7 separate regions of the Homo sapiens genome follow, and regions 2, 3, 4, 5, 6 and 7 are each linked to region 1. A link is a contact called in ENCODE Hi-C or POLR2A ChIA-PET data. All regions are on one chromosome and are shown on one strand. Each heading gives the region's core, a stretch centred on a gene start or an enhancer-like site at or near the end of the contact. The rest is flanking DNA. Distances are from core to core; before and after follow the strand shown.

Region 1 (2,636 bases), core at 58-2,557:
GCGGGGAAGGAGGATCATCAAAGTGAAACGGAACCTCACTACTCCCCCTCCCACCTCCACATGAAGGATAAAGCACTGTCAATAACTACTAACCCAAGTATCACAGATGCCCTGCATCCGGTTTAAATCACAAGCACACACACACACACACACACACACACACACACACACACACACACACACACCAAAGAAGAGAGAGGAGACAGACTTTAAAAAAGAAAAACATCTTTCCCAGTACAGCAAAGAGGGCCCAACGAACAGGCCCCAGGTTTCAATATGTGTGCAAGGGGTGTGTGGGGGGGGGGAGAAAGAGGGGGAGGGAAGAGTGCTGAATGGATGTTAAGACTGTTTGCCGCACAAAGAAAATACAGTTTTAAAAAGAAAAAAGAAAACCATGAAGCTGATGATGGTGAAAGAAGAGCAGCCCATTCAGCACCAGGCAAAGAGGGGCAAAAATGAAGGGAATGGGCGGTGGGAAAAGTTCACCAACGTATGAGGATTAAAAATAACAAAACCCATAACAAGGCCCCACAAGTGAACAACAACAACAACAAAACACCACCTCTTGGGTCCCCCCCTTGCACACTGTTGTCTATTTCGGCTTTGAAAGAAGCAGGAAACAGCAGCGTTGGAAAAGAAGAAAATTAAAGAAAGAACAAATTCTTATCTCTTCACCTGACCCTCCTCCTCAGACCAGACCTAAGGGAAAGATCCAGCATCCGCATCGGAAAACTGTGGCTCCCTCTCCCGCTCGGCTCGCAGCCCCCCAAGCTCCCGCTCCATCCCTGAAGTGCGGCCGGCGCAGGGCCGGGGCCGGCGGGCGGCGCGGCGCCCACACCCCCGACCCAGCCGCGGCGCGCAGGGTCCATTGTAAACAAGCCCGGGGAACAGAGCCCCTCGGCGGCGGCGCCGCAGCGGCAGCCCCCGTGTCAGGAGTGAGACCCCAGCACAGCCACACTCGGCTCGCACACACGAACACACACACGCACGGACACACGCGTTCACACGCAGCCACACGCTCCCACACACATGTAGAGACCGAAGAATATTCACCTTGGCTGTGGATTATTGTGGTGTTGTTGGTGGGTGATGGAGATGGTGGTGGTGGGGAGGAGGAGGAGGAAGAGGAGGAGGAGGAGGAGAGGAGTAGTTGTTGTTGATGGGTAACAGTCGCCAGGACTACGGTGACTATGGCGCTTGATTCACAAGGCAACGGTTGCTATAACTCACAAAAGAGAGAGAGAGAGGGAGAGAGAGAGAGAGCGAGAGGGAGAGGGAGACACTCGCACGGGGAGGGGTGGGGGAGGGAAGAGGGGAGGAGGCGGGCCCGGCCAAGCCGCCGGAAGGGGAGGGCGCAGCGCTGTGACTGACGGCCCCCAAACCCGGGTGGGGTGGCGGGGCGGCGGGGTGACGGGGCACGAGGCCGGGATTCCACCGCAGGACTCCGAAGAGGTGCGCCTATGCTTGGCTGGGGCTGAGGTCACCAAGAGTCCTCTCGGAGGGACGTTACTACACGCGCTGGCGAGGCCCAGGAGTCGTGGTGCGAGGGGTACTATCTGTGAAACGAGGGCTGCCTGTCCCAGCAGCCAGCTTTGTACAGAGACGTCCCGGAGCCACGAGAGAGTAACGGCTAACCCGGGGGAGGGGGTGGCGAGGGTGATTCCAGGCACTTTGTGAAGAAACGAGCTATGGCGAGGGAAGAATCCACTTTGAAGAGCGGCCCCCGCCCTGCCCGATACGTTACTTCCGGGGCGGGGCGGGCAGAGGGGCCCGGATGTGCCGCCGCTTTTTAGTTTCTGAGGCGCCGGCGGTGTTCCTGGTAGCGTCAGCCTCCTGGCTTTTCCTTTTCCTGGACGCTTCAGGGCTCCGCGGCCTGCGCTAGACTGGAGGGTCCGCGTCACTCTCGCCCTCCTGCTTTCCGCGCTCTCACCCGCTCCCGCCTCCTGAGGGCACGACTTGTGGAGGAGCGCGGGCGGCGGGGCGTGAGCGAGCTGCCTCTGCCGCCATCTTAGAGAAGGCGAGCGTGGGGTGTGCGTGGGCGCGAGTCGGCCTCCCGCGGTGCCGCCGCAGCGTGGCGCGGAGAGGTGAGGTCCAAGCGTGTCCGGCCCTCACTCCATAACGAAAAAGCGAGGTCATCACTCCCTATCTACAAGGGATGGGAGTAAGTGCCTGTAGAGAGCAAGAAATTGCCCTGCCCGGAGGCTGAGAAAGCGCATTTGGCGGTTCCCCTCGACGGAAGGCGTAGAGGGGCGGGGTAGCTTACACCTGCCTGCGATACCATCCTGTTAGTTTCTAGTTCTGTTAGTTTCAGCCCTTAAGTGCTCACCCCTCTTTAAAGACCGAACTGGGAGTTGAGCTCAAGCCCGGATCCTGTTACCTGCCGTGCTCTCATCCCCCGTTACTCAGCCTACTGTAGCTGAGGGTCTTGCTGTTTGTGGCTGTATTGAGATAGACGAATGGCTTCCGTCTGTGTTGAATGTTGTTAACACAACCTGCCATCTCAAACACCCGTTGATAAGGCACAGCCTGTAATGCCTCATGGTTCAAACAGACTCCTCCAATTCTCTGCAGACTCGAGTCCAGCAGGCACATGCCCCCAGGCCCTGCCAATACCCAAAATCTCCCAACATTTGCCG
Region 2 (2,636 bases), core at 63-2,562, 2.0 Mb after region 1:
CAAGGAGAGATGTTTTCTTAAAAACATCCTCTGTCTGAGTGTTCAGCCCCACATCTCTGCTGGTCCTACCCCTATAAGCACAAGGAAAAGGGCGGGAGGCAGCAGGAGAAGGATTGATCATTCAGGCCTATATTCAAGTTTGCCTTTTCTTGCCATGTGGTTTTAATCTCACCAATCACAAGCCTGAAGGTATAGTGGGGCCACTGAGGTCCGAGTTCAAATTCAGCCATGCAACTAAGGAAACATTGTTTGATCTTGGTCCTGTTTTCTCATGTGTAAAATGGGTCTAACTCTAAACCACACATTGCACTGAGAATGAAATGAGGCACTATGAAATGAAGTGAGGTTAGTTGAATAATGTTCCCCCCAAATTCATGTCTACTGAGGACCTCAGAATGTGACTATATTTGGAAGTAGGGTCTACGCAGATGTAGTCTAAATGAGGTCATACTGCATTAGGGTGGGCACTAATCAAACGGATGGTATCCTCATAAGAGGAGAGGAATGTAGAGATACACACAGAAAAGAATGTCATTTGAAGATGGAGGCAGAGATTGGAGTGATACAACTATAAGTCAGGGAATGCCAAGGACTTGAGGTCATGTGTTACAGAAGCCCTAGGAAATGAGTCAATTTCCTGGCACAGCACTAAGACATGCTGGTATTCTTCATTCCATCCCTTTCCCCTATTCCTAAATGTGCTCCAGGGACAATGGGGAAGCTGGAGCACATATAAGAATAGGGGAAAGAGAGGGAATAAAAGGGTATTAAAAACTCTCAAGGTATGTTAAAAAAAAGACTCTCAACAAACCAGGTATTGAAGGAACATACCTCAAAATAATAAGAGCCATCTATGATGAACCCACAGCCAACATCACACTGAATAGGCAAAAGCTGGAAGGATGCCCCTTGAAAACCGGCACAAGACAAGGCTGCCTTCTCTCACCACTCCTATTCACCATACTATTGGAAGTCCTGGCCAGAGCAATCAGGCAAGAGAAAGAAAGAAAAGGCATCCAAGAAGGAAGAGAGGAAGTCAAACTACCCATGTTTGCAGATGACATAATTTTATATCTAGAAAATCCCACAGTCTCAGCCCAAAAGCTCCTTAAGCTGATAAACTTCAGAAAGTTTCAGGATCCCACATGAACATACAAAAATCACTAGTATTCCTAAACACCAACCATAGCTAAGCCAAGAGCCAAATCAGGAATGCAATCCCATTCACAGACAAACTGCTAAAAGCAAAACCAAAACTTTCCAAATAAGCCAGGCTTTCGTCAGTTCCTCAGAACTAGTTCTGGTTTGACTCACTCTCATGTTACGGCAAACCTTAAGCTGAATGAACAACTTTTCTTCTCTTGAATATATCTTAACGCCAAATTTTGAGTGCTTTTTTGTTACCCATCCTCATATGTCCCAGCTAGAAAGAATCCTGGGTTGGAGCTACTGCATGTTGATTGTTTTGTTTTTCCTTTTGGCTGTTCATTTTGGTGGCTACTATAAGGAAATCTAACACAAACAGCAACTGTTTTTTGTTGTTTACTTTTGCATCTTTACTTGTGGAGCTGTGGCAAGTCCTCATGTGAGTAACGAGTGGGTTGAGATACTCTCATACTATTATGTTGTGGACCATGATGAGGCTGCCAGGGTGGGGGAAGGGTGGCCTACCTTCTCTCCACACCATTTGAGGCAAGAGACATTCTGCCTCAGAAATTGTGCTGAGGGGCACAAATAAGCTAATGTCCTCCTGCCCCAGATTTCTCTCACTTGTTCCTATGCATATTGTTCTTGTTGCTCAGTTTTATAAGGTGAGATATTTTCTGCACCAAATATGTGCACTGTAAAATAATATAACTATTCTTAAGATTGTCTCTCAGCTTAGAGTTTTCGGAGGCTTAATGGTGAAGAACTTAAAAATCTGTTTTCCTATGACTGACATCTGTTTGTGATTATCCATTTAGCAGACGGTGATCCCTCCAGGCTGGCCTTTGTTTACAAGCTATGCCTAAGAGGCAGCTGTTGGTGGAGGGGGAACAAAAACAAAAAACCCAAAACTATTATCTTAATAACTTATAGAGGTAATCATTATTGAACAAAAGCATGATTTGGGGACTATGGAAAGGCTTATTCTTTCCATATAAAATGATCAGCGAAAAGGTAGAAAAATTAAACAGAACTGAAATAATTGCTATTGATTGCTCACCGCCTGGATGCACTGAGTAGAAGAGCAAAGGCAATGGGTTCATGTGGAGGGGATGGAGGTGGAGAGGCTAAGCCTGAGTGAGATTACCAACTAATCAGGACTTTTAACCCAAAAATACTATGGCTCTGAGGGGCAGGGAATGAGAGACCTAAATTGACAAAATGCAGAGTAAAAATATTCAGTGTGAGCAGTAATGAGACAGTTGTATCAGGGTCAAATACGGAGTTGGCCTGGATGTCCTCCAAGCTCCTTTCCAAGCCTAAGATTCTGTGAGTGGATGAACAATCCTGGTCCTGCTGCTCTTGCCACTGGAACCTGATCTATTTGCCTTCATTATTTGAGGTCTCCCCATCATCAGGCTCTTTGTTGTCTGCTGCTTCAGGGTGTCTTCTCCCCAGATTTCTCCTGTTGGTGAGCTTTTCCATTGAAC
Region 3 (2,636 bases), core at 1-2,500, 1.9 Mb after region 1:
CCTCAAAAGTGATTTGAAAGAAGGAACATCTGAGCTGGGCCCAAACCCTATTGCAATTTTATTGGGGCCAAAGAGAACTCCATGCTCCTGCCAAATCAAGGCAGTGTCAGCCTCAATAATTTCCCAGATAAAAATAAAAATCTGTGATACAATCAGAATGTGAAAATTCTTATTTTGGAAGCAAATGTCATAACCAATGCAAGGGCTATCTCAATATTCATTCATTATGCAGTATTTTGAACTGCAGTTGAAATGAATAAGAAGGAAAGGCAAACAACGAAGAGTCCAATTTCTCAATTTAGAAAAAGAGAAAAAAAAGAAAAGGGAGCACACAGGCACGGTGGCTCAAGCCTGTAATATCAGCACTTTGGCGGATCACTTGAGGTCAAGGAGTTCGAGAAAAGAGAGCACCTAGAAGTTCAGCGCGGGATAATACTTAAGTAAATTATGACACCATCGTCTGTCATCTTGGGCCCATTCACTAACCCAAAGCTTTCAAAAGGGCTTTCTTAACCCTCACCTAGAATAGGCTTCCGCAGCCTTAATCCTTAGGGTGGCAGAATATCAGGGACCCTGAGCATTCTTAAAAGATGTAGCTCGGGATGGGAAGTTCTTTTAATGACAAAGCAAATGAAGTTTCATTATGTCGAGGAACTTTGAGGAAGTCACAGAATCCACGATTTAAAAATATATTTCCTATTATACACCCATACACACACACACACACCTACTTTCTAGAATAAAAACCAAAGCCATATGGGTCTGCTGCTGACTTTTTATATGTTGTAGAGTTATATCAAGTTATGTCAAGATGTTCAGTCACCTTGAAGAGGCTTTTATCAGAAAGGGGGACGCCTTTCTGATAAAGGTTAAGGGGTAACCTTAAGCTCTTACCCCTCTGAAGGTAAAATCAAGGTGCGTTCAGATGTTGGCTTGTTGTAAATTTCTTTTTTTATTAATAACATACTAAATGTGGATTTGCTTTAATCTTCGAAACTCTTCCCGGTGAAAATCTCATTTACAAGAAAACTGGACTGACATGTTTCACTTTCTGTTTCATTTCTATACACAGCTTTATTCCTAGGACACCAACACTAGATACCTAAACTGAAAGCTTCCGCCGATTTCACCGAAGGTCAGGAAAGTCCAACGCCCGGCAAACTGGATTTGCTGCCTTGGGCAGAGGTGGGCGGGACCCCGCCTCCGGGCCTGGCGCAACGCTGAGCAGCTGGCGCGTCCCGCGCGGCCCCAGTTCTGCGCAGCTTCCCGAGGCTCCGCACCAGCCGCGCTTCTGTCCGCCTGCAGGTAGGGAGCGTTGTTCCTCCGCGGGTGCCCACGGCCCAGTATCTCTGGCTAGCTCGCTGGGCACTTTAGGACGGAGGGTCTCTACACCCTTTCTTTGGGATGGAGAGAGGAGAAGGGAAAGGGAACGCGATGGTCTAGGGGGCAGTAGAGCCAATTACCTGTTGGGGTTAATAAGAACAGGCAATGCATCTGGCCTTCCTCCAGGCGCGATTCAGTTTTGCTCTAAAAATAATTTATACCTCTAAAAATAAATAAGATAGGTAGTATAGGATAGGTAGTCATTCTTATGCGACTGTGTGTTCAGAATATAGCTCTGATGCTAGGCTGGAGGTCTGGACACGGGTCCAAGTCCACCGCCAGCTGCTTGCTAGTAACATGACTTGTGTAAGTTATCCCAGCTGCAGCATCTAAGTAAGTCTCTTCCTGCGCTAAGCAGGTCCAGGATCCCTGAACGGAATTTATTTGCTCTGTCCATTCTGAGAACCCAAAGGAGTCCTAAAAGAGGAATGGAGGAGCCTAAGAATAAAAATAGTATAATAAAACATTTCTTAGACACATTGACCTTGGCCTATGTCAAAGTTCAGTCTGGGTTTGTCTTATAACACAAGGAGTAAAAGTACCATTGTTCTACCTCTTTTTTTAATACTTGAAAAAAATTTACTGTGGATGCTTTTCTATGAATTAAATAACCTTCTAAAAAATGTTTTCATTGCTGCATTCGATTAGATTGGGTAACTAAATGAAATTAATTCCTCACTGTTGGGTATAAAGGTTATTTACAGTGGTTCTGTCTTAGCCATTCACTGAACTCATTGCATATATATCTCTGGAATATTGCTGATTGTTTCCTTCAAGTAAACTTAGAAGTGTAACTACTTAGTCAAAGAGCCTGAATATTTTAAAGGCCTTTTGAAGAAAACTGAAAATGCTTTCCAGAAAGGATGTATCAGTTGACAATGACAGTCGTCAACAGTATTTAAGGAGAACTATGATACTCTGAAGAAAAACTTAGCCTTTCTCAGTAAAAGTAGGTAGGCAGAGGCCACATGACAGCAGTTAGAGTGTGGTCTTCAAGGAAGTCACAGAAATACTGTGGGGAATTGAAACCCCATGTGGAAAATGTACAAGAGTGTCTCAGTGTGACTGAGAAGGAGGTTGGGCATGGGGTTTCATGGAGTTTAATAAAGTTTGGTCACTTAGTAGAGGTTTAATAAATCAACTGTCTTAATCTTTGATCCTACTTAAGAATTTTTTTTTTGTTTTTGTAGAGATGGGGCTCTTGTTATGTTGCCCAGGCTGTTCTCGAACTCCTAGCCTCAGGCGATCCTCCC
Region 4 (2,636 bases), core at 43-2,542, 1.5 Mb before region 1:
GATGCAAGCATTGTACTTCTGTGTGTAAAGAGACAGTATCTGCACACCTTACTTAGATCCTTTTCCCTCTTACTCTGAGACACAATATCAACAAAATTGGTAATCTTTATATCCCATGTCTCAGTATGTGAAGAGTATTAACTAGGAGAATTTCAAGTAGAGGCCAGCTGGTAACTACCAGCTACATGAAAGGCTGATGGAGAGGAGGGATCAGAACTTGAACTCCCAAAAGGTAGTAGTCTGGGATGATGTGTTCTGGGTATGATCTGCTATACCTCACAGTTGGTCCTGGGATATCATCTTGTCACAGACATCACCAAGCATTGGTATTTTTAAGAACGAGCTAGACTCAGTAATAAAAGATTCGAAGATATCAGTTAAGAATGTAGGAAGCAGAATGATTTGTTTGAGAAACCTTTTTCATCCAAGGTTAAAATAATGTAACTGAACACAGTAGTAAAATTTAAAGGATGAAGTTCCATTTATCTGGATACCTGTACACAATAAATGCTTCATGTCCTAATCAACCCAATCCTGAGTGCCTTTTCTGGATCATTTTCAGGAGAGGGCTCTATTTTTTTTTTTTTTTTAACCTGGCTCCGGTACCTACATCTTTCGTCATCAGGTGCCTGTCATTAAAGGGAATTCACTTTATTACTCACTGCTCATGTCTTTTTAAATTTTCAATAGTCGGAGCTTCATTAGAAATGACAATATTTGGGCAGGTAGGGTTTTATGGAAGAGTGGAAAGGAGACGTGAATGAAGGAGGAAAGAAGATATCTCCTTCAAATAGAATGAGCCCATTTCTGTCACTGAGAGGGCACTGCCATTTGACAGCATTGCTGAACTTGTCCCCACATCTCAGGTTTCATTAGAGAAACAGATAACTTTACTTGCCAAAAATAATTTTTTTTTTAGATTGGCTTTTAGAAAAGATAAAATAAGGCATGATTTTCTTGTTAAAGTTCATATTAGTCTATTTATTGTTTATCTCCTTTTTATAAAATAAATTACTTTTAAACACCCCTGCTAATATTTCAGGATATTATTCACTTACGTAGAGGTAGTTGTGTTCCCATTTTGCTTCTGTTCCATTTCCTGGTGTTATTCATGTGTGAAGAGAATCTTTTTGGCTGGGTTGGCCTGCCTCAAAGCTGCTCCAAACTTATAATTCACCAAAAGTGACATCATCCCAGCCACCACCAAAGAATTATGATTGGAGTCGAGGCATTGCCCATGGAACACATAACTCTGCAGTGGTTTCCCCTACAAAATGTCAGCCACTCTTACGATGGAATGTGCCCTTGCCTGCTGTGGGCACCGCTCAAATCTAACCCATCATTTTTCTTTTCATTTTGATTCACTTTTCCTTTCAGAGATTCAAACAAAAAGAAAAATGGGAACTGAAAAAATTTGGGGTTTTTGAGGGGTGAGGGAGAGACCTTATGGTAGAAAATAAAGTGTTTTTTTTGATATCTGAAATTTTATATGCTCAATTTAAATGTTTTATTGCGTTTGTTTTTTCCAACCTGTGGAAACCCCTTAAATTCTTACTGAATGCATAGATCTTTTATTTGCATGAATGTCCTGTATGCCGGAAGACTAAGTGGGAGCACTGAATGCTTTGAAGTTCTGTGCCTGTGAGACTTGGGTATTTTAATACATTGTTACCCTATTGCATCAAATCACGCCTAGGGATGCATTCAATAAAGACTGCCCCCTCCCCGCTTAGCTGCGCTGGGACTCCCTTCTGGAGGGCCAGAGTTTCTACTTTGTTTCTACTTTGACTCCTAAAATGAGGACTGAAGGGAAAGCAGATGGCATTTTGTACCTCTGACAATGAAGCCTAAATTGTTTACGTTGGAGAGGGAGTGGGAGATAAGCTAAAGAATGTGATTTGTCTTCCATTTGAAGATACCAGGGAAAAGTCTTGTCAAGTAGCAGGCCACCGGTGTCTAGTGTAGAGGAGACGATTTCTGTCGATAGAGAGCAAAGCCAGCCAGGCAAACGAACCCGTAAGCCGCCTGAGGGACAGACAGGCATAAAACCTAATGAATGGGTAGGTAGACTTTGGGCAAGGCTAATTGCAGCAAGCTGTGTTCAGTTCCCCGGCCTCTGTTAAGTAGTCATTTTTATACAATCTGTCGGAGGGAAGAGGAAATAGACCCACACGGTAAATGAACTTGTGGTGTTTAGCTAGGAAGTGGAGTTTGCTCTAAGTAGCTCTGGTAGCAGACTCCAGGGAGCACATGGCAGGCGGACTCATCTGAGTATCTGTGCTGAGGAGTTGTGTTAAACTGTTGAAACACTTAGAAATTGCTATAGAAAAAGAGTACTCCCAAAGTTGCCAGCTAATATGGTACCGAATTTCCTGAAAGACCTTTCTTTTGCCATGTGGTTTTTCTATAAAGCTGAGTCAATTAGGCTTCTTTATCTCCCTGTCCTTGGCAATAAAACGACAAAAGCCGAGGGTTGAACAGGTAGACACTGTTATCTCACTGAATCTTCACCGCTGCCCTATGAGGTGGCTATTGTTACTCTCCCCATTCTATAGATGAGGACACTGAGCCACAGATTGGTTGAGTAACTTGCTCAGGCTCACACAACTAGCAGGTGATAACAGCTGAGGTGAAAG
Region 5 (2,636 bases), core at 50-2,549, 1.5 Mb after region 1:
GGAGTCCCTCTGCCTGAAATTCTTTTCCCAGATAGTCATGGGACTGGTTCATTCTCATCCTTCAGATCTCTGCTCAAATGTCACTTATTCTAGGAAATCGTTCCTGGCCACCGTAAAATAGCACACCCCCTCCTCACTTTCTACTCCTTTTCTTTGTTATTATGTATATGGCAGCAGAAAACTATGCATTTTCTTAGTGGCAATTACACACCCCGCACATTATGCATTTAAAGCGTTGTTTGTTGTTTTGTCGCTTCCATCAGAATACAATCCAGTAGGGCAAGGAGTGTGTGGGGTCGTGTTCACCTGGTATCTCTGGGGACCTACAGCCCGGCACCTAGTAGACACTCAGTAAATATTTGAATGAATGAATGAGGCCCTTTGGCAGCCGGGAAGCCCGTCACAGCCGTTGTCTCCACCCTCTCCCGGGCTACACCAGGCCACGCCGGTAAAGTTGTTTCTCCTCTAGGAGAAACATTCGCTAGGCCTTGTTGCCAACCCGCAGGCGGCTGGGCGCTTCATCCCACCCTCACCCCTTTCCAGCCAAGGTGGCTGATGGGAGTCAGGCTCTCGAGGGCGCATTGCCACGAAACAGCGTGTGTGAGCGCGTTGTCCCCGGCCCCCGGCGCCACTTCCCCTCGGCCTAGCAGCCTGGACTGGGGAAGGACGGGTCTGCTGTACCCGGGAGGTGGAAGGAAAAGCCGAAAGCGGAGAAGTGTGCGGGAGGGGAGTCTCCGCGCGGAGGCAGCCCGGCCTCCTCCAGTGCAGGCTGCGCGCTGGGGAGCCAGCCAGGGTGAGTCACTCCCGGCCGCTTCCCTGGAGGGCGGCGGCCACACACACACCCGCCCATCTAGTGAGGGCCGGGCCCAGCGCTGGCGCCTAGCTCCAGCCGGGCACCAGCGTTTCGCGAGGCGCCGCCGCCTTAACTTCCTTGCGCGCTCACGCCCAGGGGCCGTCCCAGGAATCTCCACGCGCGCTCGCCGGCTTCCCGAGAGGCAGCTGCCCTGCGTGGCCCGCGCCTGCCGGTCCCGCGACCAGCACCGAGCGGCGCACGCGCACTGCAGGACGCGCGTCCGGCTCTCCCCCAGCCTCTATCCGGCCCGGTCTCCTGCCATTCGGGGAGACTGCAGGCCAACCGGGAGGCTGAGTTCGAAGCTAGCAGGGCGGCGAAGCCAGTGTCGCCCGCGGCGTTGAGAAGACGGTGTGGCCCCGGAGAGGGTGGAGACAACTGTGACGGGCTTCCCGGCTGCCCGAAGTGGGAGTGGTGTGGGGCTGCAGGAAGGAGAGAGGAAGAGGAGCAGAAGGGGGCAGCAGCGGACGCCGCTAACGGCCTCCCTCGGCGCTGACAGGCTGGGCCGGCGCCCGGCTCGCTTGGGTGTTCGCGTCGCCACTTCGGCTTCTCGGCCGGTCGGGCCCCTCGGCCCGGGCTTGCGGCGCGCGTCGGGGCTGAGGGCTGCTGCGGCGCAGGGAGAGGCCTGGTCCTCGCTGCCGAGGGATGTGAGTGGGAGCTGAGCCCACACTGGAGGGCCCCCGAGGGCCCAGCCTGGAGGTCGTTCAGAGCCGTGCCCGTCCCGGGGCTTCGCAGACCTTGACCCGCCGGGTAGGAGCCGCCCCTGCGGGCTCGAGGGCGCGCTCTGGTCGCCCGATCTGTGTAGCCGGTGGGTGTTATCTCTGCCTGGCTTCTGGGTGGGGGGCAGCAGCTGTCTCTCCACCCCCTTCCTACCTTTTGGTCCCGCCTGCCCCCTGCTAGTGGCAGCAAACTTCTGAGCCAGAAAAATCTTCCTCTTTAAGACGACACCTAGAACGAGTCTTGCTGGTGATATTTGCTTCCATTTGTGTCTTATAATTCCCTCGCTCCCGCCTCCTTATTCCTTTTTAAAATTTTCTAGACACTTAAACAGCCTAGAAAAAGCATTTGTTTCCCCTGGATTTATGTGGTAGTAGTTAACTGCTGCTTCTGTTTTTAGGTTTCAGAAGCAGGCAACAGGAACAAGATGTGAACTGTTTCTCTTCTGCAGAAAAAGAGGCTCTTCCTCCTCCTCCCGCGACGGTGGGTGTGCTGTCCTTTATCGCTGCAGTAAAGGCGAAGGTGTCTGGAGCTGGGAGTGCGTGCGTAGGGAAGGTTGGAAGCGTGTGAAGAGAGGCAGGGCTCATTGTTGCTTACTCTTCTGAAAATGTCAGTGCTAAACTTTTAATGTTGATCTGGGAGAGTAATTTTGGGGTGTTTTGTTGTTCGTCTTGGATCCTTTAAGAAACATTTTTTTGTTGGCTTTACACATAACGTGACTTTGCAGAGAAACGAAAAACGTTGTCCATTACCCTTTCTTCTTAAGCAGCCAGAGATTCTTAATCCTTTAAAGAGGAGTATTTCCAAGCAATAAGAGATAGCTTTTGGGAGAACACGTTAGCTATTCTTGCTGGGGTTTCTGCTACCACATTGAATGTTTCCTCATGGTTTTATCTGCCTAAGCTTGCTGTGTCGGTTGAATTTACCCAGTTTGTTTTCCAGTAATTACTAATCTGTTAGGAGAAACTCCATTTCTCTGAATGAAAGGGTAGGAGCGGCTGAGTATGGAGAAGGAAACTGGAAGTGGGAATAAGGGAAATGATTGCTTTTGGTTTCATAATAAGTTTGT
Region 6 (2,636 bases), core at 95-2,594, 1.4 Mb before region 1:
AATGGTGATTTCTCATTTTGATTGAGGACTGAAATCTCAGAACGTTCCTTGGGCAGCACAGAAATATCAAAATGCTCTTAGGAGTCGCGTGTGTGAACACTGAGGCCCGGGTGACTGTTCCATTCGAAGGGTTAGCTCTACTTCCCATTTTTGGGAGTAGACTTAGTACCTAGAAAGGCACAGCAACCTGGGACGTGCATTCCAGACACAGCCAGTAAATGCATGCTGGAAATAGTAAGTGTAGTTGGGTAAAAACCAAGCAAAACAAAAGCTTTGGGGAGTTGTTCGTTTTATCCAAGGGGAGTACAGTTCCCAAGCTTTGTGAAACATGGATTTTAGGACCCAGGTTTTAAGTAGGTAGATGGGTAGAAAGGCAGTGGGCAGAATTTTGAGATTAGATACCAAAGGCAAACAGGTCTTGTCACCGCTTGAGATGTGATTTACTCAGGATGTTGTATGATGAGAGGGACGTGACCTGAATTTTGAAAAGATGGGAGCCTGTGATTCTGAAAAGCACTGCTCATTATTTGTGGTTGAACCGTTGTGTATAAAATAGAACATTTGTGTGATTAGTTTGTCGTATCCAGTCAAATATTCCAGTGACCTCAGAATATGATTCTGTGAATTTTCTTTGTTTCACTATTGAGATTATAGTTATGTAATTAGGATTCATTCTGTAATATGAAGAGTTTTTTGGCTAATATATATTTCTGAGCTTGGGAAAATTTTATTTAAGCAATAAATTGAGTACCTGGAGTATTATTACAGCAGACGGGACAATAATAATCTGGGCCAACCTTTTTTTTTTTTTTTTTTGAGACAGAGTCTCTCTCTGTCACTGAGGCTATAGTGCAATGGTGTGGTCTCAGCTCAGTGCAACCTCTGCCTACCGGGTTCAAGGGATTCTCCTGCTTCAGCCTCCCCAGTAGCTGGGATTACAGGCGCATACCACCATGCCCGGCTAATTTTTATATTTTTAGTAGAGACGGGGTTTCACCATGTTGGTCAGGCTGGTCTCAAACTCCTGAGCTCGGGTGATCCACCTGCCTTGGCCTCCCAAAGTGCTGGGATTACAGGCGTGAGCCACCGTGCCTGGCTGGGCGAAATTTTTAAAGCTAAGCTTTGATATGTTTACTCTCCAGACATTAAAAGCAAAATAACCTTGTTTATTGGGCAAGAATGTAGCTGAACTTAACTTCTTAAAAATAATCATTGGGAATTGCCCTGAAGAAAAACAACATTATGAATCTCAGGAAGTTTTCCAGTTTAAGATATCTGTTTTGTTTTCTCTTTTTCATTCAGTTTCTATCCCTGATGAGTAGCACAGTGCCTAGCATAGAGACTCAGTGAATGTTTGTGAAAATGAAAGTACAGCCTTAAGAGGAAAGGGAAAGTGACTAACTTATCAGCAGTGTTAGGAGAGCATTTCTCTTTTTAGCGCATCTAGTAAACTTCCTTTTATCTACAACATGCACATTTAAAAATGGAAAATTAGTTTGTTTTACAAAACTGCACTGTGAAAATTGGTTTTTATAATTGTAATTCTGAAATGCCATGCAACATACTAAGTCATCCAAGAAGGACGAAACTGTTCTCAAAACAGCTTTATTGTAACGTATCTTTTTGTAATCTAATCTTTTGAAAACTGCATGCCCGTATTTGGTATGAAACTGGCAACTTGTTATTAATCAGGACATGCAATGGATGCAACATGCCCCATGGCCTAAGCATTCAAAGTAGATGCTTCCTGTCTTTGGTGTTCACCAGCAGCAATCCTATTTAATATCAGCCTGTTAAGCTTTTTTGATGATGAAATGATATTGAAGGGGTTCTCATGGGCCTGGATGTGAAGAGATGTTCTCTACTGGCTTATGATTTAACACATTGCATGAACCCAGCCAACATGGCCTTGAAAGGGAGTTTGGCAAGGACCGTCGTGTAAGAAATGCTGTAACAGGGCTAAAATAATTCTTCTTTTTCCTGGCAATGTTGTACAAAGCCTGCTTGGCAGAGACATCCAAGATGCATAGCATCGCAGAGCTGCAAGGCAGTTGAATGGAACAGCTTCCCATCCCTTGCTTAAATCACATTCTCTGCAATCTCTGTGCCAGGAGGCTGGCCACCCCTAGAAGGAAAAACTACCTTTTTGTCTGTGTAGCCCCTCCAGTTCGTGGTCAGCTCTGATTAATAGTTCTTCCTCCCTTTGAATAGAATCTTCTTTCCTTGTAGCTTCTCCTCAGAGGCCTTGATTCTTTTCCCTGGGGTGAAGAGAACAATATTTTTTTCTGTCTTTAGTATCACAGCCCCATGGATAAAATGTTTGCAAACTCATGTTCAGTCTGGATTGAACTTTTCTACCTTCCTCTTTCTCTTGAACTTTCCTCCTCCTTCAAGGCCCAATTCAGTTGCTACCCACTCTGTGGCACCTTCACAGATAAATATTAATTGCACTTTTAATTGTCCTCTTAACATTTCTTTGCTTGTCCTTCAGTCACAGTTTCCTAGTATTCTCGGTAGTTGCCAACCTGCCTGCTTTCCTGACTAGTTGATAAGCTGGCTCTGTATCTTGTTAGAATTTAGGACTTCTGTGTACAAATACTAAGTGCCCATCAGTTGCCAAATTAAAGTAGCACTGG
Region 7 (2,500 bases), core at 1-2,500, 1.2 Mb after region 1:
TTTCTAGAAGGAAAACTCTGTTCCCCTCCGAAGAATGGGACTGAGGTAGGGAACGAAAGAGGGCGTTGTTTTTTATGCTATGCACGTCTATCCTGTTTGCTATCCTTACAAAAAAAAAAAAAAAAAGAAGGAAAACAAAAGAAAAAGGCCTTGTGGAAGCATTATTTCTATGTAAATGGGTTTCAAAATGAGTTTCAAAACGGGTTCTATTTTGAAAAGTAAGGTCAACATTTTTTGAGAAAAAAACTCCTGCGATTGGCTTTTCAAAAACAACCCTCTTAAGAGAGAATTTACATACCACAAATTCACCCATTGTATAGTGTAGATTGTTAACTGCCTTTCGTGCCGAGCTGTAAGAATTTATTTGGCATGAGAAACAAAATATTTTATAGAACCATGCACAAGAATAGCCTTCGTGTCTACGAAATCTAAGGATATCAAAATGAGATAATTTTATGACTGCAACAAGGGTAAATAATACTTGGCCTTGGGAATATGGGGGAAAGGTCAGAACTACAAGATCTCATAGAGCTTAACCACACCAAAAAAGAAAGAGAAAAGAAAGAAACAAAGAAAACAAAACAGAACGAGCAGACTCTAGCAGGGCTAATGACAGTCTTCCAAAGGCACCAGCACGTTGAACAAGCTGCGGCTCAGCTCGATGGACCCCCAAGAGTGGCTGCCACTGGGAGGACTTGGGCCTCTGAAACAAAGCCCGGTGGTTTCCTTTCATCTCTGAACTTCGAGCTCGACCTAACTTTCCAGTCCCTTCCCCCACCGCCACCCCATAACCCGCCCGAAGCGGCCCACGGAGGCCGGAGGTTTTGGGGCGCAGTCGCTCAGCAGCCCGAGGTCTCTGTCCCGGGCGGCGGGAGGGAAATGCCGCGCCCGCAGCCAGGGACCCGCGTGCCCAGCTTCGGCCCCTCGCCCGCGAAGTCCGACCCGGGTGACAGCGCACGGCCGGCCCTGGGCCCAGAGCTCCCACCTGTGCCCCGCAGCATGTTGTCCCGGAGCAGGTCCCCGCTGGAGAGGTGCTTCAGCTCGAAGTGTGTAGTGATGCGCGACGACACGGTGCCCTTGCCCGAGCCCGGGGCCCCCATGATCACCGCTCGCAGCAGCCGCGCGGACGCCCCCATGGCCGCAGACTGAGGCCCGCACCGCGCGGGTACCAGGGCTTTGGCCTGGCCTGCGCGCTCACCCGCTCGGCAGCCTGCGCCGGCCGGCTAGCAGCGCCACTAGCAGGCGGCTACTGCGGTTCCCCGGCGTTCCCGGAAGTGAGCCGACAGCCCCTGGGGCCGCCCAGACAGCGCGGGACCCCGCTGTTGCGTCCGCCTCTCGGCTACCCCGGCGCACCCCCCGCCCCCGACCGAGCGCCTGTTCCCGCCCAGCCGCGCAAGCCGCGCAAGCCGCGCCCCCTCTGCGCTCGCTCGGCCGCCCAGCTCCCACCTGCGCCTCTCCGCGGCCCCTCTCCACCGGCCGCTGGGCCCGGATCCCTTCGGCGCCCCTCTGCACCCACCCCCACGCGCCCTCCACTCGGCTCAGATCTACCTCCGCGCCTCTCCGCGACCCCGGAACCCCGCGCCCTGTCCGGCCCATTCCCAGCCGGATAGACCGCGCTCCCCTCTGTCCGACCTTGGCAACTCCTGCGCGCCCCCTCCCCACCTCTAGTCGCCCCTCGGAGCCGCTTGGTTTCGGGATCCACCCGCATCCACCCCTCCAACAACCCTTTCGTAGCCCTCGCCCCTAGTCCATAGCAGGCGCTGCCCTACCCAGTCCTTGCCGGACACACCGCGACCCCTTTCGTGCTCCCTTGACAACCCTGGCCCCACCTCCACCTGGCGCCCACTCGAATCCGCCCCTCCCTTCTACCCCCCTGGACCGCCAGACCCCCCGCTTCTGCACCCACTCCCGCCTTCGCCCTTCCCTCCTTCCTCCTCCTCCTCTGCTGCCGAGCGCCCTCTCTTCCCACTCCCTCTCTGTGTAGAATCACAGGGAGTGACCTTGAGCCGAGAGGGCCTACCTCATTTTACAGGAGAGGAAATCCAGCTTCCATTGAGTGAGACTCTTTTATAAATAACGTAAAAGAGTGTGTGAAACTGTGGAGGCAGGCTGTTGTAGATAGGCGGTCGGAAAAGCTTTGAAGAGATGGCATGTGTGCTGAGTGCTTAATTAGAATATGGAAGAGAGAGACATGGGCCCTTCCTATGTCCAGTTTTAGGAAAAGGCCCTAAAACTGGAGGTTTGGCATGTTTCAAGAATGGAAACAGAGGACAAAAACGTTCGAGTGAGTATCATTTTGCCTGTAAAATGGGCATAGAGGAGTAGAATGGAGGAGTTAAAATAATGTAGTACTTAGTGCAATGCCAGCTACGGGGTCAATGTTCAATAATGGTTGTCCATTTATCATCATTGCTTTGTCCCGGACACTATGCTAAGGCAGAAAGAAGGCTCTCTGAAAATAAAACACAGTTACCATTCTCCTCAGAGGTCCAGAACTGAT

What was found. A loop is a pair of places that touch in the nucleus more often than their neighbours do. ChIA-PET counts read pairs that join two places held with the same protein, here RNA polymerase II (POLR2A). Pooled maps may share reads with other maps.
Region 2: a pooled map shows a loop between it and region 1 (2.4-fold over the local background). The contact joins the promoter of PDCD1LG2 here to the promoter of RFX3 in region 1. A Hi-C loop is called at or near these places in 4 of 50 pooled maps.
Region 3: a loop to region 1 is called in a map of ascending aorta, with 6 times the contacts of the local background. The contact joins the promoter of CD274 here to the promoter of RFX3 in region 1. A Hi-C loop is called at or near these places in 4 of 168 maps with a recorded cell type or tissue (CD4-positive, alpha-beta memory T cell, CD8-positive, alpha-beta T cell, ascending aorta and 1 more), 7 of 37 single-sample maps with no recorded cell type and 13 of 50 pooled maps. POLR2A ChIA-PET finds 5 or more read pairs at or near these places in 2 of 52 experiments (CD4-positive, alpha-beta T cell and activated CD8-positive, alpha-beta T cell).
Region 4: a pooled map shows a loop between it and region 1 (3-fold over the local background). The contact joins the enhancer-like site here to the promoter of RFX3 in region 1. A Hi-C loop is called at or near these places in 1 of 168 maps with a recorded cell type or tissue (transverse colon), 1 of 37 single-sample maps with no recorded cell type and 2 of 50 pooled maps.
Region 5: a loop to region 1 is called in a map of CD8-positive, alpha-beta T cell, with 15 times the contacts of the local background. The contact joins the promoter of JAK2 here to the promoter of RFX3 in region 1. A Hi-C loop is called at or near these places in 8 of 168 maps with a recorded cell type or tissue (CD4-positive, alpha-beta T cell, CD4-positive, alpha-beta memory T cell, CD8-positive, alpha-beta T cell and 3 more), 6 of 37 single-sample maps with no recorded cell type and 24 of 50 pooled maps. POLR2A ChIA-PET finds 5 or more read pairs at or near these places in 4 of 52 experiments (CD4-positive, alpha-beta T cell, CD4-positive, alpha-beta memory T cell, naive thymus-derived CD4-positive, alpha-beta T cell and 1 more).
Region 6: a map of ascending aorta shows a loop between it and region 1 (5-fold over the local background). The contact joins the enhancer-like site here to the promoter of RFX3 in region 1. A Hi-C loop is called at or near these places in 1 of 168 maps with a recorded cell type or tissue (ascending aorta) and 7 of 50 pooled maps.
Region 7: a loop to region 1 is called in a map of CD8-positive, alpha-beta T cell, with 13 times the contacts of the local background. The contact joins the promoter of AK3 here to the promoter of RFX3 in region 1. A Hi-C loop is called at or near these places in 7 of 168 maps with a recorded cell type or tissue (CD4-positive, alpha-beta memory T cell, CD8-positive, alpha-beta T cell, ascending aorta and 3 more), 3 of 37 single-sample maps with no recorded cell type and 20 of 50 pooled maps. POLR2A ChIA-PET finds 5 or more read pairs at or near these places in 13 of 52 experiments (A673, CD4-positive, alpha-beta T cell, CD4-positive, alpha-beta memory T cell and 10 more).

The regions. Positions count from the first base shown.
Region 1 is chr9:3,524,694-3,527,329 of GRCh38, forward strand. RFX3 (regulatory factor X3) reads right to left here and starts at 1,308. Exons shown (of 17, transcript NM_001282116.2): 1 at 1,054-1,308. It overlaps LOC124902110 (a long non-coding RNA gene), which reads left to right and starts at 1,792. Exons shown (of 8, transcript XR_007061398.1): 1 at 1,792-2,084. RefSeq lists enhancers at 449-1,065, 1,643-1,692, 1,953-2,252 and silencers at 753-842, 1,273-1,462.
Region 2 is chr9:5,509,219-5,511,854 of GRCh38, forward strand. PDCD1LG2 (programmed cell death 1 ligand 2) reads left to right here and starts at 1,313. Exons shown (of 7, transcript NM_025239.4): 1 at 1,313-1,585. All of the region lies in intron 2 of INCR1 (interferon stimulated noncoding RNA 1), which reads right to left. RefSeq lists enhancers at 1-1,060, 1,002-1,081, 1,142-1,201, 1,362-1,411.
Region 3 is chr9:5,449,292-5,451,927 of GRCh38, forward strand. CD274 (CD274 molecule) reads left to right here and starts at 1,251. Exons shown (of 7, transcript NM_014143.4): 1 at 1,251-1,305. RefSeq lists enhancers at 1,028-1,077, 1,368-1,527.
Region 4 is chr9:2,042,084-2,044,719 of GRCh38, forward strand. The region is part of intron 4 of SMARCA2 (SWI/SNF related BAF chromatin remodeling complex subunit ATPase 2); the gene reads left to right. Among named protein-coding and RNA genes, the nearest start is that of SMARCA2, 28 kb to the left of the region's middle. RefSeq lists an enhancer at 1,267-1,496. Within about 2 kb of position 1,293, at least 2 of the 41 ENCODE cell types and tissues checked have a DNase peak (open chromatin) inside an H3K27ac peak, as active enhancers do.
Region 5 is chr9:4,983,973-4,986,608 of GRCh38, forward strand. It overlaps JAK2 (Janus kinase 2), which reads left to right and starts at 1,300. Exons shown (of 25, transcript NM_004972.4): 1 at 1,300-1,658; 2 at 1,968-2,050. RefSeq lists enhancers at 351-1,184, 1,113-1,252, 2,053-2,102 and silencers at 833-882, 923-1,002, 1,393-1,722.
Region 6 is chr9:2,124,692-2,127,327 of GRCh38, forward strand. All of the region lies in intron 27 of SMARCA2 (SWI/SNF related BAF chromatin remodeling complex subunit ATPase 2), which reads left to right. Among named protein-coding and RNA genes, the nearest start is that of SMARCA2, 110 kb to the left of the region's middle. Within about 2 kb of position 1,345, at least 15 of the 41 ENCODE cell types and tissues checked have a DNase peak (open chromatin) inside an H3K27ac peak, as active enhancers do; they include ascending aorta, where a contact is called at or near this core.
Region 7 is chr9:4,739,952-4,742,451 of GRCh38, forward strand. It overlaps AK3 (adenylate kinase 3), which reads right to left and starts at 1,251. Exons shown (of 5, transcript NM_016282.4): 1 at 986-1,251. The coding sequence starts at 1,136. RefSeq lists silencers at 781-920, 1,151-1,640.